2 separate regions of the Homo sapiens genome follow, and region 2 is linked to region 1. A link is an interaction called in ENCODE POLR2A ChIA-PET data of the cell type or tissue named here. Cell type or tissue: GM12878. All regions are shown on one strand. Each heading gives the region's core, and the rest is flanking DNA. Links, peaks and the distances in the headings are about the cores only.

Region 1 (10,056 bases), core at 2,939-7,938:
CAGTCTGACACCCAGACCAAGTGAGGATGTCAGTGTTGATCCATTGATTAAATGTTAATTAAGGTAAATTTCATTTGTTAGATTGAAACAATAAAAGTTTTAATATTTTCTTCCCACAACCTAATGAAACATTTTACATACCCTGCTTTGGAGAATGCTAGTCTAAATTCAGAGCTCTAAACATTTTTATGGAACTTTCTTCATTTTCAAAAACAACATGGATCAAATTAGTCACCAGATATCAGGGCAAGGGAAACTTCTGTCAGTAAAAGTTGAAAGTGGATCTTGAAATAAAGAAATGCTTATGCTTACTAATGATAGCGACAGGAGGCAGTGAAATGCCTAGGCAGATAGGGTAGGGCCAGGTATCCGGTGAAACCCCACCTCCAAGCCGGATACAGTTCAAAGCCTGAAAGCCAAGCTATATGTTAAATCCCTGGACCAGAGTGAGAACTTGTCTTCCTGTTTGGCACGCTTTCCTCTGGACTGATCCTCACCCTTCACCTATTTTACGTATACCTACCCTTTCCTAATTCGTTTTCCACACTGTCTCGCCCACCTTTGAGTGGTGTCTTTGCTTTAAAATTTTTTGCATAATTGCAAACCAATCAGCATGCACTCCCCATTCTGTACCTATAAAGAACCCAAACTCAATCAATACCGGAGACAGCCGGAATTTAAGGGAGATGGCCAGACTTTGGGTAAGACAGCTGGACTTCGGGGAAGAGATGACCCAACTTTAGGGAAGATGACCTGCCCTTCCTGTCCCCTCTCTAGCTATCCTCTCCACGGAGAGTCATTTTCATCGCTCAATAAAATTATCTGCCTTCACCATCCGTCAATTGTCCAACTGACCTCATTCTTCTTGGATGCCAGACAGGGACCCACCAAGTGCGGGTACCCAGAAGGCTGTCACGCTGGCCCTTTGCCCTCACCAGCAGAGGGCAACTGCCCCACATAACGAGGTAAGGGGCCAACTGAGCTGCTAACACACCACCGTCCGCAGAGGGCAGAACTAAGAGAGTACTGTAACACCCACTCTGGGGATTCGGGGTCACAGGCACCCTTACCTGGGTGCCTCCACGGGCCCTTCATGGAGTTTGCTCCTGGCAGCTCCCAGAGTGGCTGGCCGGATCCCACACTCGCTAGCTCATGCCTGGTCTGGCCGCGGATCCCACACAGAGCTTGCTCCTGCTGGCACTCCGAGCTGTGCTGGCCAGATCCCGCACTTGCTCACTCATACCAGCACATGAAGCTTGCTCCTGCAAGTGCCTGGAACAGCCAGCCAGATCCCGCACTCACTCACTCACGTGCTCCCTCCCGCAAGAGGTTGAGCATGGTGGGCCGAGTAAATGGGATACCCCTGTCATAAGTCCAGCAAAGGGGCTGAGAAAAATCTTCCATCATTAATATCATTAGAGTGCTAACTAGCAGAGGAAAAAGGACTAGCCTTTCTATACATACTATCCATGTGCCAAGTTTTGGATATGTTCTCAGATTTAATGAGCTGAAAACTGTTCAATGCTTTGTGATTTTTAAAAGGGTGAAACAAGCCATTATTTTAATTAAGATGATATATTTGGAAATATTCAGTGAAGTATCAAGTACCTTGAAAATGTAAAGTATTACTTTACTATTCTATCTTTAAAGAAAACATGTAAAAAATAGCTGAAAAGTTAAACAAGGGCAACTGGCATTTTCCCTACTTCATTATTTTTATGTACTGATTCAGTATAGTCTTGGAGAAAATAAAACATCATGTGAATAACAGTAAGAGATTTCTGGGTTTGTTTGTTGAGTTTGGATTAGAGTTTGGATAGTAGCATTTACTTTAAACCATAATAAACAATTTCTAATTTTTTTTAACAATCTCAGATCCTGCTCACAAATTTTTTTCATCTCTTCCTAGACTCAAAAAAATTATACCATATGCGATTTTATGGGCTGCCTGGAGTTACATTTCATTTTTTTTCAGGTTTATTTAGTGGGTGAAAACATTTCAACATTAATAATTTTTAGCTTCAGATAGTCTAGCTCTGAATTCTAGCACCCAAACCACAAAATTTCAAGTTGTGTTCAGTTCCCAGCTTCAGCCCCAATGGTGGTTAGAAAGAGAAAACATGCCAAACCAGAATAGGCTAAGTTATTTGCTTCTTGTAAACTCAGACTGAATACAATATTTACACAGCGAAAACACCAGTAAAAAAACAATTCACTTCATATAGTTAGAGCCAAAGTTTCAACAACCTGCTTGAGAAATGTAAAAGAACTAAAAAAAAAAAAAGTCAGTAGTGAATATCACTCAAATATCAGCAAGGAAGAAAATGTTAATAATTGGTTTGAAGAGGAAAGAGAATTGTTCCCAAGAAAAGGTCTAATTGTACTAAAGTAAAAATGAAGCCTGCTCATCTTAAACTTTTCATGGCTGAGAGGAATGTAAAATCTGGTCCAGTTAGGACCTAAAATCTTATCAAGTTAACTCTCCTCACATTCAAGATGAGGGCAACTGGACAGGGTAATCTGCCAAGCCAATACCTGGCAGAAGACAATTTAAGGATGCCTGGCTCTGATCTGAAACCAGTGAGCATGTTTTAAAAAAGCTTCATTAAAAAATATTTTTTAATGACCTCCAGCATCTAACTACTTGTCTCCGTTTGCTCAACAATTATGTAGAAATATGAGTAGGTCTTCAGACCTACAAAATTCATTTTTAAAATAACTAACATTCTAAATCCTAAAGCCAAAACCATAAAAAAGGAAAAAAAAAAAGAATCTCAGAAAGGCCAGGTTGCATTGCATTTTGCCTTGTGAAAGAAACCTTGATCTTAAATTACTTTACACCAACATGTGGAAGAGTTTATGTCTTGGATTCTCTCTACCACTCCCTCCTTTTTCATATTGACAGCTGCCGTTTTGGAAGTAAATGGGAAGGGAGAGAGGAAGAGTAGGGATGGGAAAAGAGCAGAAAAAGCAGGAGGGAATGGAAATGACAAGTACCCCAAGTTCCACCATTAACAAAAATCAAACAGTATTAAGGGATATAATCATTCATTTAACAGCAGTTATTGAACATGTGCCACATAAAAGACTCTAGTAAACCATTACAGAGCAGAATGTTTATTTCTAAATTAGAGAGTAAGTGAAGAATTGGGAACAATGGTCCAATCAACCGCATATGCTAAATGTCTGTATTAGAACAGAGGCCTAGTTATCTGCCTTTCAAAACATAGGGCAGGATAAATGAATGTCAGCAGACTGTACTCAAGGAACATCCATTTGAAATCTCTCTCTGGTTTTCCTGCTGCTGTTACAACTTGTGGGGCACATCTGAACCTCACTGCAGCCTGAAGAAGACAGGATCCACCTTTGCAGACATGGAGACCCATGAGCAAAAAAATAAATGTTTGCTGCTGTTGTCAGCAGCTAAAATCAACTAATAAATATCTATGTCTTACACTTAACTGTTTCATGTACTTCTGTTACATGGCTCGTGCTTATAGGCATTTGAGTTTACAACCCCTGCCTTATTATTTCCTGTGATCATGTAGGCCACAGCTAATCCTGCCAATTATAAAAAGAACTATAATAGGCCGGGTGCGGTGGCTCAAGCCTATAATCCCAGCACTTTGGGAGGCCAAGGTGGGCGAATCACGAGGTCAGGAGATCCAGACCATCCTGGCTACTAACACAGTGAAACCCCGTCTCTACTAAAAATACAAAAAAAAAAAAATTAGCCAAGCGTGGTGGCGGGCACCTGTAATCCCAGCTGCTGGGGAGGCTGAGGCAGGAGAATGGCATGAACCCGGGAGGCGGAGCTTACATTGAGCCGAGATCGCACCACTGCACTCCAGCCTGTGCAACAGAGCAAGACTCTGTCTCAAAAAAAAAAGAACTATAATAGTAATTGTTCCAAGAAAAAACTAAGATGCTGGCCAGGCGCGGTGGTTCATGCCTGTAATCCCAGCACTTTGGGAGGCCAAGGCAGGTGGATCATGAGGTCAGGAGATCGAGACCATCCTGGCTAACATGGTGAAACCCCATCTCTACTAAAAATACAAAAACTTTGCCAGGCATAATAACTATGCAGATATTACATCTCTCTGTGTTGAACTGAGTTCTCTGGTCCTGTACTCTAGATTATATTACAGTATGAAAATAATAGTTTTTTAAGATACAGGATCTCACCCCAGGCTGAAGTGCAGTGGCACAAGCATAGCCCACTGCAGGTTTGAACTCCTGGCTCAAGTGATCCTCCTGCCTCAGTCTCCTAAGTAGCTGGGACTATAGGCATGCACCACCACACCTAATTTTTTTTTTTTTTACTTTTTGTAGAGCTAGGGTCTTGCTATGTTACTCAGGCTGGTCTCAAACTCCTGGCCTCAAGCGATCCTTCTGCTTCAGCCTCCCAAAGTGCTGGGATTACAGGCATGAGCCACCACACCTAGCTGAAAATACCTTTTTTGATGATATCTCTGAATACTTTTTTTTTTTTTTGAGACGGAGCCTTACTCTGTTGCCCAGGCTGGAGTGCAGTAGTGCAATCTCAGCTCACTGCAACTTCTGCCTCCTGGATTCAAATGATTCTCATGCCTCAGCCTCCCAAGTAGCTGGCACAACAGGCGCATGCCACCACACCCAGCTAATTTTTGTATTTTTGGTAAAGATGGGGTTTTACCATGTTGGGCAGGCTGGTCTCAAACTCCTGGCCTCAAGTGATCTGCCCATCTCGGCCTCCCAAAGTGCTGGGATTACAGGCGTGAGCCACTGCACCTCACCTGTATCTTTAAATATAACTTTAATTTTACCTATTCACAATAGCATCTATCTTATGCATTCTCAGCATGGGTAATATTAACCCCAAGGGTAAAAGTTGTTTTGGAGGAAGGGGAAGATTTTACTCTTTTATGTATAAAGCACAGATATTTATACAGTACAAAAACAGATATACAGTATATGTGTGGTAGAAAAACTTCATTGGAGGGTGTGGTTAAGAAAAAATTGTTAAAAAGGCTTCTTAGGAGACAATAATGAAAAAATGAATGAGGAACACTGATCTATATTATCTCATATGAGAAGGCTACCGAACTGATTTGATCTCCACATAATACAAACTTTAAGGTGTTTGCTGTTCTCAGGGAATGGAACAATGCCCTGTAGTTCACTTCCTTCAGCAGGTCCGCAGAGTTGGTGTCTCTGATTTCTCCTCTGCTGCTTCTGCTTTAAGAATGAATAGCACTTCTCTACTTCCACTTTTCATGTTGGTGTTGTAACTGAATATGTAAGCATACACAGATTCAGTGACATTCACGTAAGTCAAAACTGATGATAAATAACCTAGGAAATTTTTAAGTTAAAGTCAGGAAAGAGAAACTATAAAAATGACAGCAAAATATTTCCAGATTGATTCTTACTCTCTCAATCTCCAGATCCACTCTAAGTTCATTCAATCAGTTGCCTTACCCCACCCACCCACCAGATCTATCTGACATCTATCTAGGACACTAGGCTTGACCTTTTAACCAGAAACAAAGACTGTGCAATGCAGTTAATTAGGCACCTTCACTGACACCTGTATTTTATTAGTTCTCTACTGCTTCATAACAAATTACCACAAACTTGGCAGCTTGAACAGCATCCATTTATTATGTCACTGCAAGTCAGTTTTGACTTATGTGAATGTCACTGAATCTGGGTATACTTATATATTCAGTTACAACACCAAGATGAAAAGTGGAAGTAGAGAAGTGCTATTCATTCCTAAAGCAGAAGCAGCAGAGGATAAATCAGAGACAATCAGGTCAGAAGTCCAGATAGGGTTGGCTAGGTTCTCTGCTTAAGGTCTTACAAGGTTGAAATCAAGATCTCAGCTGAGCTGGACTCTTATCTGGAGGTTGGGAGTAAGAATCAACTTCCAAGTTCATTCAAGCTGTTGGCAAAAATCTATTTCTCTGCAGCTCTAGGTCTGAGGTTCCTTTCTTGCTCTTATCTCAGGGCCACTCACTGCTTCTAGAGGCTGCCTACATTCCTTTAATCATGGCCCCTCCACCTTCAAGGCAGCAATGGCATCCTGAGTCCTTCTTGGGTTTTAAGCTTTTCTTCCTTCCCCTTTTTAACAGCCAGAGAAAGCTCACTACTTCTAAGGGCTCATATGATTAGATCCAAATAATCTCCCCATCTTAAAGTCAACTATACCATATAACATATAATAATCATGGGAGTGACATCTCATCATATTCAAAGGTTCCAGGGATTAGGGCAGAACATCTTTGAGAGGCCATTTAAGAAATTCTGCCTACTACAACATTTCTGAGAACAGAATGGTCATAAAGTTTTTTTTTTAATTATACACATACACACATGCATGCGTACATATGTTTACACACATGCATATATCAGTGGTAGGCGGCCTCTAAGACTCAATGATGCTCACCTTTGTTATCCATGCCTTTCTGTAGTCTCCTCCCACATTGTATCAGGTTTGTCTGTGACTAATAGAATACTGCAGAAATGATGGTATGTAACTTCCAAGGCTTTGTCTTAAAAAGAAATTGTCATTTCTACCCTGTACTCTTGGATCACATACTCTGCAGAAAGTCAGCTGTTGTGTCATGAAGACACTCAAGCAGTCCTATGGAAAGGTTCACATCGCAAAGAACTGCCAACAGCCAGGACCAACTTCCCAGCCATATAAGCCATGTAAGGAAGACTTCTTGGAAGCTCAACCCCACATGGAGTCGGGGATCCCCACCAACCTTGGATCCCCGAGTTCCCTGGTGCCAGCTGTTATAGTCCCACCAAGGGAGGCCAGGTTTTTTCGCGTAGCTCTAGGATAGAAGCCATATCCATGGAGTTTAGGAGCAGTCAGACTGCAGGCCCTGCCTCTGCTGTTCCTTGCCAGGCAAGGCCACTGGCCTGGGCCCCCAGCACGCCCACTCCACCACCAACTGAGCACTCTGGTCAGTCGGTCACGGCTCTGGCTCTGTATTTCACTGGGTCAGAGCTCCCGGAGGTAACTGACAGGCCCACTGCAACTGCCTCTGTCAGGTCCTTGCTCCTGCTGCTCTCAGGCTGGGGAGGGAGTGAAGAGCCTGAGAGTAAGTAGACCTCCAGCAGGATGCAGCTGCCTTGAGAGTAAGTAGACCTCCAGCAGGATGCAGCTGCCTTCAGGAAAGGTGGCCAGACTCTTTGCTCTCAGAGGCCCAGCCCCTGCTGCTCCTTACAGGGCAGGGCCTCCTGACTTGGGCCGCCAGCACAGGCACCCCTACCCCCACATAATCACTTCAGTGAGTAGCAGCTCTGTTTCTCTAGGGTGGAGCTTCCAAAGGCAACTGACAGGCCCTCTGCCACTGCAGCTGCTGCAGTACCCATCCTTGCTACTTCTAGGCTAGGGAGGGAACAAAGGTGCTTTCAAGCACCTCCATCAGCAGAGAGGAGTACCCAACCTGCTCCCCATTCCCTCTTCCCAGGTACACCCCCCATCACCATCACTCCCAAAGGCAACTGAACAGGTCCTCTGCCGTGGCCACCCCTGCTGCCCCCAGGCTGGGGAGAGAAACTCCAGTGCCAGCAGCTACCCTTCAGAGAGGTGGCCAGAATGCTTTCCACATGACCCCCTTCCTCCACTGCCCACTCCCCAACCAGGACTGCTGCCTTCTGGCTTCTACTGCACATAGCCGACCCCTACATGAGCATTTCAGTCATGGCCCAAAGCCCTGTCGAAAACCTTACCCCCATAGACCTGTGATCTTCCCTAGGGCTCCCACCGCCTAAGTGCCCTGCCTGAGAGTTTAGCCCCTCACCCAGATATCAGCCCTCACCCCTTCCCATCACAGCCAGGACCTGAGGCTCCCCAACAATCCAGCCCCATCAAGACTCATAGAGGAAGTCCAGCCAGCCATCTAGGGACTAACTAGGGACTTACAGATCTCCCTACCCTATTCCAATTTTGCTAGTACTTTACCACATCTCCCATTGCCTGAGGTTGAACCGACGCAACCAGCCAACACCACCAAAACCAACACACCCCTGCAGAGGCCCAAAGAAGGAGTCCCCCAACCCCGCTCTTAAATGAAGAAGAGTCATCACATTGGAGAGCAGAGGAGCCACACAGCTACCTATATTAAGCTAAGTGATGAAGTTCTGCCCCAAAAACCACTCCCCTGGAGAGTCAAAAATTAGACATTTCCTAAGGCTCTCAACCACATGGTGGTCTGGAGATAGGCTGCAGTGTGTGTCTGATCCAGGAGTCAAGAGCTCTAGAACAAGGGTGTGACTGGGCAACAATCTACATTCCAGTCTATCTAGAAGGGGCTTGTGTAGCACCCCAAACCCCCACAGAGACTGTGGCACAATTCACTGGGAGCTTTTCCTAGCCACCCTCATCAGGGTTGGGGACTACACTTCTACATTTGACATAGGGGTATTTGTGGACAAGCCAGGTTATCCACTCTACCCAGCTATGTCCCCAGCACTCCCGTAAAATAGGAAGTACATGGTATGCAGCCCTCCACAGTCTAGCCTATCACCTGGAACAACAGAGAGTTCTTCACAGTAAACAAATACCAAGTACATAACTGTCTGCTTCCACCACAGCTGACTCTCACCCGTAAGCATCATCTACTGGCCCGTAGGTTGAACTCCACAGCCCAATATACAACCTGCTGCCAGAACAGAAGGCCATGGAAACAAAGACAAAAGACCCTACTCGACATACTCTTAAGTCACACCCTTTAGTGAGTGGGGGAAGGAAAGGGGGAAAAAACAATAATAATACAAGAAAAGAAAGGGAAAGAAAACCCTACCTGCATGAAAATATCTACAAAAATTTGAAGTGCCAGCCAGGCACGGTGACTCATGTCTGTAATCCATCCCAGCACTCCAACCCTGGAGGCCAAAGCAGGAGGATTGCTTGAGCCCAGGAGTTCAAGACGACGGTGGGACACTGTCTATACAAATAATTAAAAAATTAGCCAGGCATGATGGCACACGCCTATAGTCCCAGCTACTTGGAAGGCTGAGGTGGGAGGATTGCTTCAGCCTGGGAGGTCGAGGCTACAGTGGGACATGATTCACTGTACTTCAGCCTGTGCAAAAGAGTGAGAACCTGTCTCAAAAAACAAAAATTTAGAAGTGCCAACACCTACAAATGAGAAGGAAGCAACATAAGAATGCTGGCACCAGAAAAATCCAATTTTTGTAACACCACCAAAGAATCACAGTAGCTCTCTAGGAAAGGTCCCCAACCAAAATGGAAACTCAGAAATGTCAGATAAATAATTCAAAGCATGGATTGGAAGAAACTCAAAGATATAAAAGAAAAGACTGAAAATCAACACAAAGAATCTAATAAAACAATCCAGGAAATGAAAAAGGAGATAAACATCTTAAAAAGGAATCAATTAGAGCTTCTGGAACTGAAAACTTCACTTTATGATTGCCAAGCTGTTGAAAATTTTATCAACAGACTAGACCAAGCAGAAAAAAATAATTACAACTGATATTTCAAACTAACACATATAGACAAAAGTCAAGAAAAAACAATTTTAGGCCAGGTGCAGTGGCTCACGCCTGTAATCCCAGTGCTTTGGGAGGCTGAGGTGGGAGGATCACCTGAGATCAGGAGTTTGAGATCAGCCTGACCAACATGGTGAAAACCCATCTCTACTAAAATAATATAAAATTAGCTGGGTGTGGTGGCGCATGCCTGTAATCCCAGCTACTTGGGAGGCTGAGGCAGGAGAATTGCTTGAACCCGGGAGGTGAAGGTTGCAGTGAGTCGAGTTTGCGCCATTGCACTCCAGCTGGGGCAACAAGAGCAAAACTCCATCTCAAAGGAAAAAGAAAAAAAAAGAAAGAAAGAATAAAGAATTTTATAAAATGAACAAAGTCTTTGAGAAGTGTGGGATTACGTAAAGCAACCAAACCTATGAATTACTGGCATTCCTGAGAGAGGAGAAAAAGTTGACAACCTGGAAAACATACTTGATGGAATAATTCAAGAAAATTTCCCTAATATTGCTAGAGATGTAGATATCCAGGTACAAGAAATCCAGACAA
Region 2 (5,000 bases), core at 1-5,000, 85 kb after region 1:
TACCATGCAGCCATAAAAAAGAACAAGATCATATCTTTTGCAGGAACATGGATGGAACCAGAGGTCATTATCCAAAGCAAACTAACACAGGAATGGAAAACCAAATACCACATGTTCTCAATTTTAAGTGAGAGCTAAATACTGAGAACACATGGACAGAAAAAGGGGAACAACAGACACGGAGTGTACTTGAGACAGAGGAGGGTGGAAGGAGGGAGAAGTTCAGGGAAGAAAAACTGCTAGGTACCATGCTTACTACCCAGGTGACAAAATAATCTGTACACTAAACCCCTGAGTCACGAGTTTACCTATGTAACAAACCTGCACATGTGCCCCTGAACCTAAAATAAAAGTTGATTTAAAAAAAAAAAAAGATATTAGGAAAGCAGAGTCAGGTATTTTCCTTATTTAAACTTACAAATCTTCAAGGAGGACAATTGGTTGTGGCTTGTTGAGACATATGACAAGCCACCAAAAGGAGTTTTGCATGACAAGCTGCTCTCTAGCTTTGAAACCACCATATAGAAGGTTTACTTACATATAGGGTAGATTATAGAAAGAGTTTCTAATCTTTAAATTCTAATAATGACAACAGTTGGCCTTTATTGACTGCCTACTGTATATGTTCCAGGCATGATACTAAGTGCTTTGCTTAAGTTATCTCTCTTAAATTTTACAATAACCTGATGAGCTTGGTAATATTATTACTATATTACACACATCAGAATATGGATGTATAGAGAAGGTATATAATTTGGAGAAGACTGATGAGACATTCTGAATTGACTGATACAAATTAAGAATTTGTGTGTAAAATTAAATTGTACCTAAGTGTTTATGTTTTTAAAGTCTTTTTTTTTTTTTTTTTTGAGACAGAGTCTAGCTCTGTCACCCATGCTAGAGTGCAGTGGTGTGATCTCTGCTCACTGCAACCTCTGCTTCCTGGATTCAAGCAATTCTTCTGCCTCAGCCTCCCAAGTAGCTGGGAGTACAGGCTCCCGCCACCACACCTGGCTAATTTTTGTATTTTTAGTAGAGATGGGGTTTCGCCATGTTGGCAAGGCTGGTTTCAAACTTCTGACCTCAGATGATCCGCTCACCTCTGCCTCCCAAACTGCTGGGATTATAGGCGTGAACCACCGCGCCCAGCCTAAAAGTCTTGCTTCATGTTTATCATGTGTTACAAATGGCACCTGCTAAAATAACCTTGGGGAAAACAAATAAAGGCATTTTGAAAGGGATACTTTTTAATCATTGTCATCAATACCATGTAGAAATGTGATCTGCACTGGCTTAGAAAGTGACTTCTTCTCCACTACTTTTTCTTGTTTTTCCACATGTTGCCTCCATACACAAGTAGAACTTGTCAGGAGCTATCGCAAAGCTCCATGACTTCGCACCTTTGCCCATCAGCTGACAGATATTTTTAAACATTCAATTTTTGAGGGCAAGGACTGGTGTGTCCTTTTCCAATAGAGACCCAAGCAGTTGGTGTTCTTAGAAAGTATAAGCCACTGGTAGTTAATACCATGTATAAATGGATTGATGGCAATCTCCCCTTCTCTCCTCCCTCTTTCTTCTCCTCCTGATGGCATTCCTCAGTTTAACAGGCGTCATCATTGTCGCCGCTGTGGCCGGCTAGTGTGCAGCTCCTGCTCCACTAAGAAAATGGTGGTTGAAGGCTGCAGAGAGAACCCTGCTCGTGTGTGTGATCAGTGCTATAGTTACTGCAACAAAGAGTGAGTGTCCTACAGCAGGGCTGTTGCTATTATTGACCGCTGCACCCTTCCGCAGGTCCCTACACTCCTAGGAGTCTCATTATGAGAGCATTTCAAATCCAGAAATGTTTAACATTCACACTGAAATGCCATTAACTCTACACTGAAGGGTTTGTACACTGACTTTGGTCAGAGAAACCACTAAGAGAGAAAGTAGGGTGAGAGGAAGAGGTGTTCAAGGTTCTTACATGATGTTCTTAAATCAGGACTTTGATTCCTTAGCCCTTCCCCAGACAGAGGCCATTGAGCTTAGTTCACCAATTCACCTATTTTCCAGCCTCTCTTGCTTCAACTGGTCTCAGCTGGACTCAAATGGACATGTTCACACCTGCTGAATGGTTGGGCATCGCTTATATCAACTCTGATCTAGGTAGTCATTCTTGCTTGTAATCCGTAATTAGAAGAGCCTCCATACTTGCCTACACAGAGTTCACCTGGTAACAAATTTCAGAAACTGCTCATACCTCTGGCGAGACAGATCAAGACTTTGTTTGTTGGCTCAGTGTTGCTCAATTGTTTCCACTACTTCTAGTAGCAAAGAAGCATGAACCTAAGACTCCTAGAGCATCTAGGAATATGGGCCAAAGCAACCATCCAAAACCAGTTACTTTGAATTCTGCATGTTTTATTTACAAACTTAAATAGATTTTCTATTCTCCTCCATAGCATTATTGTGTTTGTCCTGATGTGAACATTTTTGGTCATTATTTACCATAATGATTACTGATCGCATAGGAAGGAAGACACACCATACTTACTCTACAGTTTCCGTGACCCTAGCATACCACTGCCTCCCTCCCTCCTGGAGGAATTACCCACACACCATACTGCTGAGATTTGAAATGGGCAGTTAGTATTGATGGGGGACTCTTTCATTCAACAATTCTACCCTCAAAGAGCCCTCCATTGTACCAGGGAGACACTGTAAGTTGATGCTGTCTACGAAGCTCAAAACAAAGAAGTGACTCAGGCATTTATTTAATAATTTTTCTTTCTCTGTTTTCAGTGTACCAGAGGAGCCTTCAGAAAAACCAGAAGGTAAGGCCAAATCCCGTTCTCTGTGACTCTTCATTTGTGTACTTAAGTTGACTCTATCTTCAGCATATCAGCTGTGACTGATATACTTGTCCAACTTATGCACTCCATCCAACTTGTTTGCCAAAGCAAATTCTTGGCATTTGTATCAGCCTGTTTCCTCTGAAGTTCATCATATTAACCTATTACACTGGCCTATTAGCTTCCAGCATTGAGAAGGCCAGCAACCAAATAATTTGGTTCTTAACTTTTTAGTAGGTGATTTTATTTTAGTTTTTCTTAAGTTTCCCTTTACCATCCTACCTCCCCATGCTCCCTCCTTACCCCTAGGTAATCCCTGTTAACAGTTTGGCCTGTATCTGTCCACAACAGGTTAGTTTTTAGAGTGTCCAGTGGCTCAGCCATCTATTTGAGAAACACGCCCCTTTGAAGGTTTCTTGTGTGAAGCAAGAAGGTTACGTGACAAATACTGTAACACTCGCCTCAGGTCTATGCCTGGGGAAGATGGTTTGAGGTGCTTAGTGGGGTGTCCTAAAGCAAACAAAAGGAACCAAGGAGAGAGAAAGGGGCCCTGAGATAGCAGGCAAGTGTCTACCTGCAACTCATGCCAGCTCACTGGACTGGGTTAGACTGAACTGCCAGCCAGTGAATGACACATGAATGGCATTTCTCTTCTCAGCTCTAGACAGCTCCAAGAATGAAAGCCCTCCATACTCGTTTGTGGTGAGAGTCCCCAAAGCAGATGAGGTGGAATGGATTTTGGATCTCAAAGAGGAGGAAAATGAGCTGGTGCGGAGTGAATTTTACTATGAGCAGGTAATAGCAATAAAATGCAATGGTCACTTAAGTTTCTTTATGATGTGTAGCAGTATGACAAGAAATACAGAGGTAGGTGAACACACCTGGCCTTTACTTGTTTATAGTGCAATAATATGGGAGCTAAACCAGTAAATCCATTAAGGCAGAAAATAATGAACATCTTGGGAATTGCAGAAGGGGAGACCAGGAAAGCCTTCGTGGAAGAGGTAGCATTTAAGATGAGCTTTGGAAGAATGGTAGGAGTGTGACAAGCAGAAAGCTGGGGGTCGTGAGGAGAGTGGGGATGGGGAAGGACAAAGAATACAAAATTAAAACATCTGAGCAAAGACACCGTGTCCAAAATTGCAGGGCATGATTGGAGAAGTGGAAGCTCTTTAATTTGAAGGGAACATAGAGTCAATAGGGTTAATAGAGAGCTCATAAAAGGTAGGCTTGAAAAGGATTATTTATATATAGGGCCTTACATTCTGCAGTAAGGACTATCTACTTGATAGGTTTCAAGGGCCTATGAAAGGTTTCCAAGTGTGCTTTAGGAATATTAATTTAGCAGCAGTGTGTCCATGGCTTAAAGCAGAAACTCCTCTAGGTGGTCAGACAAGTGAGCTGACCATTGTTGTCCAAGTCAGCAATAAGGACTTGCACTAGTGGACCAGAGAAAGGAGGGGACCTATGGACATTGTCAAGAAGTAGGTAACAAGGCTGGGCGCAGTGGTGCCCACCTGTAATCCCAGCACTTTGAGAGTCTGAGGTGGGTGAATCGCTTGAGCCCAGGAGTTTGAGACCAGCCTGGGCAACATGGTGAAATCCCCGTCTCTACAAAAAAAAATACAAAAATTAGCCGGGCATGGTGGCACAAAGCTGTGGTCCCCACTACTTGGGAGGCTGAGGTGGAAGGATTGCTTGAGCCTGGGAGGCAGAGGTTGCAGTGAGCCGAGATCGCACCAATGCACTCCAGCCTGGGCAACAGAGTGAGACCCTGTTTCAAAAAAATAAAGAAGTGGGTAAGAGGTGGACACAGTGCCCTTCTTCCCAGTAAAATGACATAACTTAAAAGCCAGAGTTTTGGCAGTGCTACTTAGAACATCTGAAATTTGTTTAGTTCCACTTCTGCTTTCTTGTAGAATCTGGTTCCTTCTTCCAGGGTCTTTCAGCCTTTTGAAAGGGGAAGGATAATTTCTGCCACCCAGCTGCCTTTGGAGAATGCTCTGGCCCCTGGACTCACCGTGTGTTCTCCCTTCTTCCACCCCGGCCAGGCCCCCAGCGCCTCCTTGTGCATTGCCATCCTGAATCTGCACCGGGACAGCATTGCCTGTGGTCACCAGCTGATTGAGCACTGCTGCAGGCTCTCCAAGGGCCTCACCAACCCAG

Evidence for each region. ChIA-PET counts read pairs that join two places held together with the same protein. Peaks named below come from ENCODE experiments on the same cell type or tissue, not always from the same donor. Only the 100,000 strongest peaks of a DNase experiment are listed, where the experiment ranks them.
Region 2: POLR2A ChIA-PET joins it to region 1 with 5 read pairs; 2 of 35 experiments call an interaction of 5 or more read pairs at or near these places.

The regions. Positions count from the first base shown.
Region 1 is chr14:67,849,072-67,859,127 of GRCh38, reverse strand. The region is part of intron 4 of RAD51B (RAD51 paralog B); the gene reads right to left. Among named protein-coding and RNA genes, the nearest start is that of RAD51B, 34 kb to the right of the region's middle. RefSeq lists an enhancer at 5,884-5,953. In GM12878, for the core only: no CTCF peak of the experiment used is centred there; DNase peaks (open chromatin) are centred at 5,224 and 5,696; H3K27ac peaks cover 819 bases.
Region 2 is chr14:67,766,333-67,771,332 of GRCh38, reverse strand. ZFYVE26 (zinc finger FYVE-type containing 26) reads left to right here. Exons shown (of 42, transcript NM_015346.4): 29 at 1,603-1,739; 30 at 2,785-2,816; 31 at 3,493-3,629; 32 at 4,886-5,000. Among named protein-coding and RNA genes, the nearest start is that of ZFYVE26, 48 kb to the left of the region's middle. In GM12878, for the core only: no CTCF peak of the experiment used is centred there; no DNase peak of the experiment used is centred there.